Linked DNA regions of Homo sapiens: region 2 is linked to region 1. Evidence: chromatin loops called from intact Hi-C (ENCODE). Cell type or tissue: PC-9. All regions are shown on one strand. Links, peaks and the distances in the headings refer to the core of each region. The heading gives the core; the rest is flanking DNA.

Evidence for each region. Hi-C counts contacts between places; a loop is a spot of excess contacts. Peaks named below come from ENCODE experiments on the same cell type or tissue, not always from the same donor. Only the 100,000 strongest peaks of a DNase experiment are listed, where the experiment ranks them.
Region 2: a loop joins it to region 1, with 20 times the contacts of the local background. A loop is called at or near these places in 2 of 110 quality-filtered maps.

What each region holds. Positions count from the first base shown.
Region 1 is chr12:47,019,319-47,023,364 of GRCh38, reverse strand. No RefSeq gene overlaps it. Among named protein-coding and RNA genes, the nearest start is that of PCED1B, 58 kb to the left of the region's middle. In PC-9, for the core only: CTCF peaks have their summits at 1,752 and 1,952 (motif pointing right); DNase peaks (open chromatin) are centred at 904 and 1,904; H3K27ac peaks cover 313 bases.
Region 2 is chr12:46,453,974-46,458,019 of GRCh38, reverse strand. The region is part of intron 2 of SLC38A4-AS1 (SLC38A4 antisense RNA 1); the gene reads right to left. All of the region lies in intron 1 of LOC124902923 (a long non-coding RNA gene), which reads left to right. Among named protein-coding and RNA genes, the nearest start is that of SLC38A4-AS1, 72 kb to the right of the region's middle. In PC-9, for the core only: no CTCF peak of the experiment used is centred there; a DNase peak (open chromatin) is centred at 2,029; H3K4me3 peaks cover 1,728 bases; H3K27ac peaks cover 2,500 bases.

The DNA of each region.
Region 1 (4,046 bases), core at 676-3,175:
TATGAATCCAGGAATCTAGAAACAAAGTAACAAGCTTTCCCATTTCTTGGTTTAGCTATGTAAAAGTAGTTCTATGTGTGTGTGTGTGTGTGTGTGTGTGTGTGTGTGTGTGTGTATCAGTGGTTGTTAAGCATTGTATTTAATTAGCATGCAGCTCAAAAAGTAGTTTGGCAAAATTTATATATTATATGATCACAGCATTAAAATTTATTCTTGAAGTCTCAGTCTTTACACTTTAATCTTTACGTGGCACAGTGGTCTGTTTACAACTTTTAAAAAAGATTGAGAGGGCCTTAAAGTAACATCACTGATCTAGCACGTTGGCCTAATAGATTGTTGGGAGAAGATAATGATATAAGATAAGGTATGTTATAATATAAAAATTTCTGAATAAAGAGCCTAATGCTAGCCATTTTAAGGAAAGCAGAAGGAGTAAATATACTCTTCTGCAGTGGTGATGGCATCATTTAAAAACTCTCACAAGTTATTTACCTACCTTGACATTGCAGGATCATGTTATCCAAGTGATTTGTAGTCTTGCCTCTGGAATAATGGCAGATCAACCAGTATAAAACCCTGGGTAATATACTAGTCTGAGTTAACTGTTTATACTTCGCTTTCCTGTTGATTTACCTATGGCAAATAAGACAATGCATGTCAGTTCTGCTCTTGGCTAGACTTTGTAGAGTAGTAGGTACAATGCATGTTTTCCTGACATGGTTATAAAGTATTTTTTGTCACATTTATAAGCACGGCTTCAAAATTGGACACACTTAGGTTTTATCCAGAAGCTGCCCTTTACTGTCAATGTGGCTTAAAATAAGTTATTCAATGACTCAGCCTGGTTTCTTCCTTTATAAAATGAAACTTTATCAGGTTGTGTGAGGACTAAGTAAGAAAAGTATGTAAAGTATTTAAATCACGTGGCACATACTAAGAACTCAATTAAATGGAGGTGGTTTTTGTTTCTGTTTTCCTGTGTTTGCTTTAAAGAAAATTTTTCTGAAATGATTGCATTAGTGATAACTGCTCCTTTAATAATAATAAATAAAATAGATGTTTAAAAATAATAACAGAATAATAACTGTTATTTCCAAGGGCAAACAAACAATAACTAATTCTTACACTTCTTTTCAATACTATCTGTATATGTTTGGAGAATATGATTTTACTTTTTTGTCCTTCTGTCTTCAACAGCAAAACCATTCAGTCCCTCATTACTTGCCTATGAAAAATGATGTAACGATTAAAGGAATCTCTTGTTTGACTTTGAGATGATTATAAAACAAGGCATTTGAAGGCAATTCTATAACTAAAAGATAAAATCATTATCATTATCTCTCAATCTTTAATATTGGAATAAAGCAATATATAAGATCATGCGATTATGGTTATAATACTACAAAGAATCAACTAAAATGGTGGATATGCTGCCACTCACACTATGCATGATAGGTTTGATCCTTTATAAATACAAAACCACTTTTAGTTTTAAATCCAAGCAACCAGAAAGCTCAAACATACATTTTTGTATACTACACAATGAGAATTAGTATTCAAAGCCTAGACCTATAAGATCCTAAAGTACCATCTGAATAACAAGAGTAAAATTAAATCTAATTTAAATTTAGGGTCAAATGCATTTTATTGTATTCTGGTTCTTGGTATATGGTTAATGCACATATGGTTTGTGCATCATGATACAGCGAGCTAACAAATATATTTAATTGTTCTTGTAATAGCTTCATTTCTTAATTATATTGGCTAAGTAAGAACTTACAAACGATCCTCTACACATCATCAGATGACTCAACATTTGGCCATTGGCTTTATACAACTGTGTCATCCCTGCATTGTATCAAAGAAGGAATCTCACTGGACTTTCCATATGTCACTTAAAGCCTCTTCTACCTCAACAAAGAATGGAAAATATCACAACATCAGCCACTAGATGGCACACTAATAGCAGTGATATTCTAGCATCAGGCTGACAACATTTTTGACATCTATGGAAAGCTAGAACAATAGATTATATGGGTATACATTCTATTACTGAGTGAATATCAGCATAAAAAACTTTACTGTAAATGTGTATTTCTATATAGCAAGTTTTTTTTCCATTGACTTCCGTTATAAAATCAAAGGTGTGTTTCTCTGGGTAATGAAAGATGATGTGGGAGTTGAAGAAAGTTATCACATAGGGAAAGCAACAAGTCTCTTCTATTAACATATTTAAAGGAAAATTCTATTTCAACATTTTAATAAAGGTCTTGAAATGTCAAGAGTTGAATGTTGTGTAGTTAAGATTAATTTCATGTTTTGCACAACATCATGCAAGTCTAGAGAAATAAATGACATTTTAACTGCCCCAAATACCTGGGCTGAAAAATCACCCAGAGGTAATTCCCTTGAGTTTCTCTGAAATGAATCCTAACCCTCACAGAATGCTGATGGGTTTTAGAAATAAATAGTCTGGGCCAAAAGAAAGGAGGAGAACCAGACACAGCAGAGACAGCAATTAAAGGAGAACAGCAAAGGAACAAACACAGCAGCAGATTCTGCAAGCCCATAGAAGCAATTGAAGGAAGGAGAAAGCACATTGATTGAAAAGGGTACTTGGAAGGGGTAAGAGAATGCTGTGAAAAGAGTTCTTAGTGATGCAATGATTCGTTTTTAAAGTTATGAATTTCCACATAAGGAAGATATGCCTGAATAAAAACCAGATTCATTTCGTAATGAAACAAAAATTACTTTGTGGCTACAGTGTCTGTTTTAAACATCATTATTTATCAAATAACTCTTCTTCAAGGTCGGATTCACAGCTGTCTCTCAAATAGAAAACATTCATAATGATAGAGTCATGAGTCTCCTGTTATCTGGCTGTCTTTCCTTACCTAACCGTTCTCATCTGCCACGAAGCTCCAATTCATATTCTAGCCAGGCAAGCCTGCCCACTGCTCTCTGTCTTTGCTTCATCTCCTATACCCTTGTGCTTTGCTGTGGTAAAGATAGCTAATGTCCTTTCCATAGTGTAGCGTTGTTGCTGAGAAGCTCTGCCCAGCCAGGGCCCTCATTTTCCAGTCCTACCCTCCCTTGCATCCAGGTGGGACTAGTTCTTGCCGGTGGAATATGAGCTGAGATGATGTGTACCATGTCTTGGCCAAGTGGTTAAGAAGTGGTGGCACATACCCTGTGCTTTCTCTTTTCCCATCTGCCCACTGGATGTTGACACACAGGATGATCATGGAAGCCACATGTGGAAGGTGATGGAGACTTCCAGCCTACGGCTCTGCGTGAAGCTATGAAGCAGTCTTCCTTCATCCACACAGCCGACCTTCCACTCCTGCCACCAAGCAGGAACATCTGTTTTGGATTTTATGTGAGTGAGAAATAAGCTTCTATTGTGCTACATTATTATTATTATTATTATTATTATTATTATTATTATTATTATTATTTTACTGTAAATAGCCTTACTTTAATTTATTTGCAAAAGCTATTTTCCTACTTGGAATGCCTTTTTAATTATAGGAGAGACACAGACATTTCATTGAGTGCTATTATGAGGTAGGGACATCATAATGGTAACATCTTCACAGTGATTTATACATGGTATCGTTGTCTTATCCTTCCAATCCCAAGAGCTAGTTATTATTATCTTAGTGGTACAGCCTTGATGTATTCTAGTGGGTAATTCTGTTTTAAGTGTAGTTAGTTTCTGAATTTGAACATTTTACATTAGAAGGTCCAGCTGAAGACTTAATTCACTATCAGGAATGGGGTTGAGTATGCCAAAAATTGATAGGGAAAATATGGGAGATAGCCATATGGCAGTCTAAAATATTTAAGTCTGATAGTAGCATAGACACAGGCTTTGGGTTACATAAGGAGATCATAGAGAAAGATTAAATTGATAAACAGGGTAGGCTCCAGATCAAGAGTCATATTGAATGTCAAGCTTAGAAAGTTGAACTTTAGTTCATAAGCTGGGTGTGTGCATGCATGCATGCACATGTGTGCGTGTGTGTGTGATTAAATCTTTTGTG
Region 2 (4,046 bases), core at 963-3,462, 570 kb after region 1:
AAATTAATGAAATGTAATTGTCGCTAGAACAGCGACTGGCACAAATTATTAGGTCATTGAATATTTCATAAGTGTATTAACAAATGAATGGGCAGCCGAGTAAAGGAATAAACGATCAAAAGTTCAAACAAGAAAGTGAATAACTAGTGGCTGGGCGCGGTGGCTCACAACTGTAATCCTAGCACTTTGGGAGGCCGAGGCAGGTGGACTGCCTGAGCTTAGGAGTTCAAGACCAGCCTGGGCAACATGGTGAAACCCCATCTCTACTAAAATACAAAAAATTAGTTGGGCATGGTGGCATGTGCCTGTAGTCCCAGCTACTCAGGAGGTTGAGGCAGGAGAATTGCTTGAACCGGGGAGGCAGAGGTTGCAGTGAGCAGAGATCGCACCACTGCACTCCAGCCTGGGCAACAGAGTGAGAATCCGTCTCCAAATAAAAAAGAATATGTAACAAACAAAATTATGAAAGCAAACAAAATTATGAAACTTAAATTAATCTGCAGAGCCTGGGAATAAATAAATAAAAAAGGAATAAAATGGAAAGCAACATTTTTTTATTTTCTAAGAATTGTTTTTCAATATTTCACTTAATTCACTGTAAACCATGTCTCTATTAAATGCAATTAACGTTTTTCAAAAGTAAGCAGTATGAAGTCACATAAAAAGCTAATAAAATCAACATCCAATCATAAGAGACCCTCACTGAAATCTTATTCAAAATTGAGGAAGTCTATAGTCACGTTTTTATTTCATCCTTAATTTCCCACGCTTTTCAAAGAGCCATATTATAACTCTTTCTCAAATATTTGGGAGGAAGTATTTTGATTGTGAAAATAGATGCTCCGAGAGTACCTAAGCCAAATAAATATTTACATTCTGCCTTTTTAGTTGAACAATTGACTTTGTTCTTTAGCATTTAGGTCAAAATACTTAAAAGTTTTAAAACATCAATAACAAGAGGATATGATTTTTCACCAGATAGTCTAAACTTACAGGTTTTAGCAAAACCTTCACAAGAAGGAATTGAGTAATTTAGAAATGTTAATGTACACACACCGTAAAAATAAAAAAAGGGGGTTGGGGTGTTGGCCACTTATTCTTTTTAACTAAAAAAAAGTCTCTCTTCCTCTTCCCTGTGTTTATGTAGTTAAGCCTTGGTGAGCATTTACAACCACTTACATCATTATAATGATAACCTCAATCTGCTGACTTTATGTAGGATTTATATCAAAAGAGTCTTGGAGCTTAGTATGCCTTATTTCATTTTCAGAGCATCCTTGTACATCACCATGTGACCAGTATCTTATCTGTATCATACAAAATTAAAACCAGATGTACTAGGAGACAAAGCAGCTTTCTCAAAGGAGATAAAGTCACATAATTATCAACTTAATGAAACTTGGCTTCAAACTCATGTCTTCTCTTAATACAGCCAAGTTTTTCCCCACTAGATTATTCTTCCTTTATATAAATTTAAGAAGTCATGGTGGCAGCTGAGCAGAAAGAACTGACTACCTGGAAAAACTCCAAGATTTTTTTGAGCTTGGGTTAACCTGACCCAGCAGAAGCTCTGAGACTTGGAAGAGAGGGAAGCAAGGCTATAAGAACTATTCATGTTTTTTGACACTGAGGAACACGTAAATTACTGATAACAGGTCAGCAAAATGAAAGTGTAAAAAAAGTGAGAAACATCAGTGTTTCATAATCAACTTTCATCATGGGCTTCACTGGAAACTCTTCTTCCAACTCTGAGCTGCATATCAAGCCTTGGAGCAAACACTCCTTCCATCTGAACTCTCCCTTGAGTTGTAGGAACTGCTCCTGTGGGTGCTAGAAAACAAGATTCTCCTGAAGCTGACTTAGAGCAGGTGGCTTTGTGTGAGGAAGACTGCAGAGGTGTGTCAGGTGTGTCCAGTTGCACTGAATTGTTCACATTTTTGACACTGGAATTTTGCACATTCTTTGGAAATAAGCCGTTCATTTGGATTCCCACAGTCACCTCTCCCAAGCCTGACTTGAGCTGCCAAGACTGAGTCACCTTCTCTACTCAGTGGGTCATATTACTGGTGGCAGGTTCCACCTGTTTTAGTATTTGCTTGAAAACAAAAGTGATCTTTGAGAGTTGAGTGACAGGGGCTGCTGAGCAGGCTTCCAAACCAATTGTGGGAGAGATCAAGATAACCAGTCACCTACAAGAGGAATTATGAAGACAACTAAGCCAAAAGAGAGTGTTCCAATAGATACCTTTGTCCCAATATCTTTCTTGGGATTAACCAGTGTTGGGCAAGGTTATCAGTTTAAACAGAAGTAGGAGAGGAAGTAAGCTTAAATTGCAGCAGAAAGAATGCTGGTCTGATAGACTGGAGAACTTCAGAACATGTTGGAGGAAAAAGAGTAGATCTCTACATAGATCTCTAAAGTAGACACCTGGAAATATATCCATCACGAGCCTGTCCAATACTAAAATTATCTGGGAGGAAACAGGCTTCAGCCAAACGAAGCACCTTTGAGAGAAAATCCAACCCTTAAGTTCTCTCATCCCTGCCCTCTACGACACCCCACTAACACTTGTTTTGCAAATAAATTGCTATATTCCTGAATATAATGCCAGAAACCAATTTCTTCCAGCACAGCTTTTCACCCTACTTAGCTTCTCAAAAGCATCACCCCTTTCCTACCATCTCCCATCAGTGGATGAAGTGATAGTCCCACTTAATAACTATTTAAGCAGTGGGCAAAGTTCTGTTATGCTCTATCTTAACCTTGCAAATCCAAGAAAGGGTTGTCAGCTCTTATAGAAACAGGAAACCATGTCAGCGTGTGGTAGAGAGAGCAAGTAGTTAAAGAGAAGCTCAAAGCCAGGCAGGATGGTGTTCACCTGTAGTCCCCAGCTACTTGGAGGCAGTGGAGGGAAGATGGCTTGAGCCCAGGAGTTCCAAGTTGTAGTGCACTATCATCATGCCACTGCATCTGCACTCCAGCCTGGGTGACAGAATGAAACTCTGTGTCTAAAAGAAAAAAAAGAAGAAGAAGCTCAAAGGACCTGGGCCTTCATTTCATCCTTGCCACTTGCCATTTGTGTGGCCTTGTGTTAGTGACTCGACAGCTCTCTACCTGCTTTCTCCCTCATAAAAACCTACTAATGTCGGAATGTGGCACTTGGCAGATTGTCTCTCTTCCTCCTGCACCTGGAAGGCATCAATAATCAACATTTCCACGGGTCACTCGTGTTAAAGGTTTCATGTCATTCCCTAAGGACATTTTTATTTCTGGAATATGTATATTCTGATCATTATGAGCCCAGGAAAAATCCAAGAGATGGTCAAGGCCATCAAGTTCAACACTCAATTTGCTTAAAGTCAACCCTTTATAAGTCAGCCAACATAGTGTTAATAATATTCATATATATGTGTGTGTGTGTTTATGTTATTAACATTATGTTGGCTGACTTATAGAGGATTAACTTTAAATAAATGTATCTATGTATATCTGTATATGTATAAACATGTATATATGTATATACACACAGACACATACATAGCCATATATATATATATATCTGAAATCTAGCCTCTCACAAAATAATTCACTTTAAGAAACAAGAGTAATTTTGTGATTGAAAATTATTTCAATGTAGGAATCATCAGCGAAATCAGTTAAAATGTAGACTTGGGGTAATTGTGTAGCATATCAGTCTAAGTCTGAATAATCTGTTATTTTCTTGATACTTTTCTTCAACTGCAATAAGCACTGATATTTACATGATATTAAAATACCTGTCTTTAAACCAGAACATTAAATGCTATCCCAATTCAGCATTTCTCTAGTTGAGGAAGAGGAAGCTGAAGGAAGAGGAGGCTGAGTTTTCATTAGATAATATTTGTGGTCTTTTTTATGATTATTGTGCTTAATCATATTATTGCTACATTATTACTAAATTTTTGTCTTCTATAAAACTTTAAGATCATGAAATAGCCAGGAAGGATGCAGGGATTGCTCTATCTTCATCAGCAAATGGGAGGAATGGCACAGGAAAATCAAAGAGT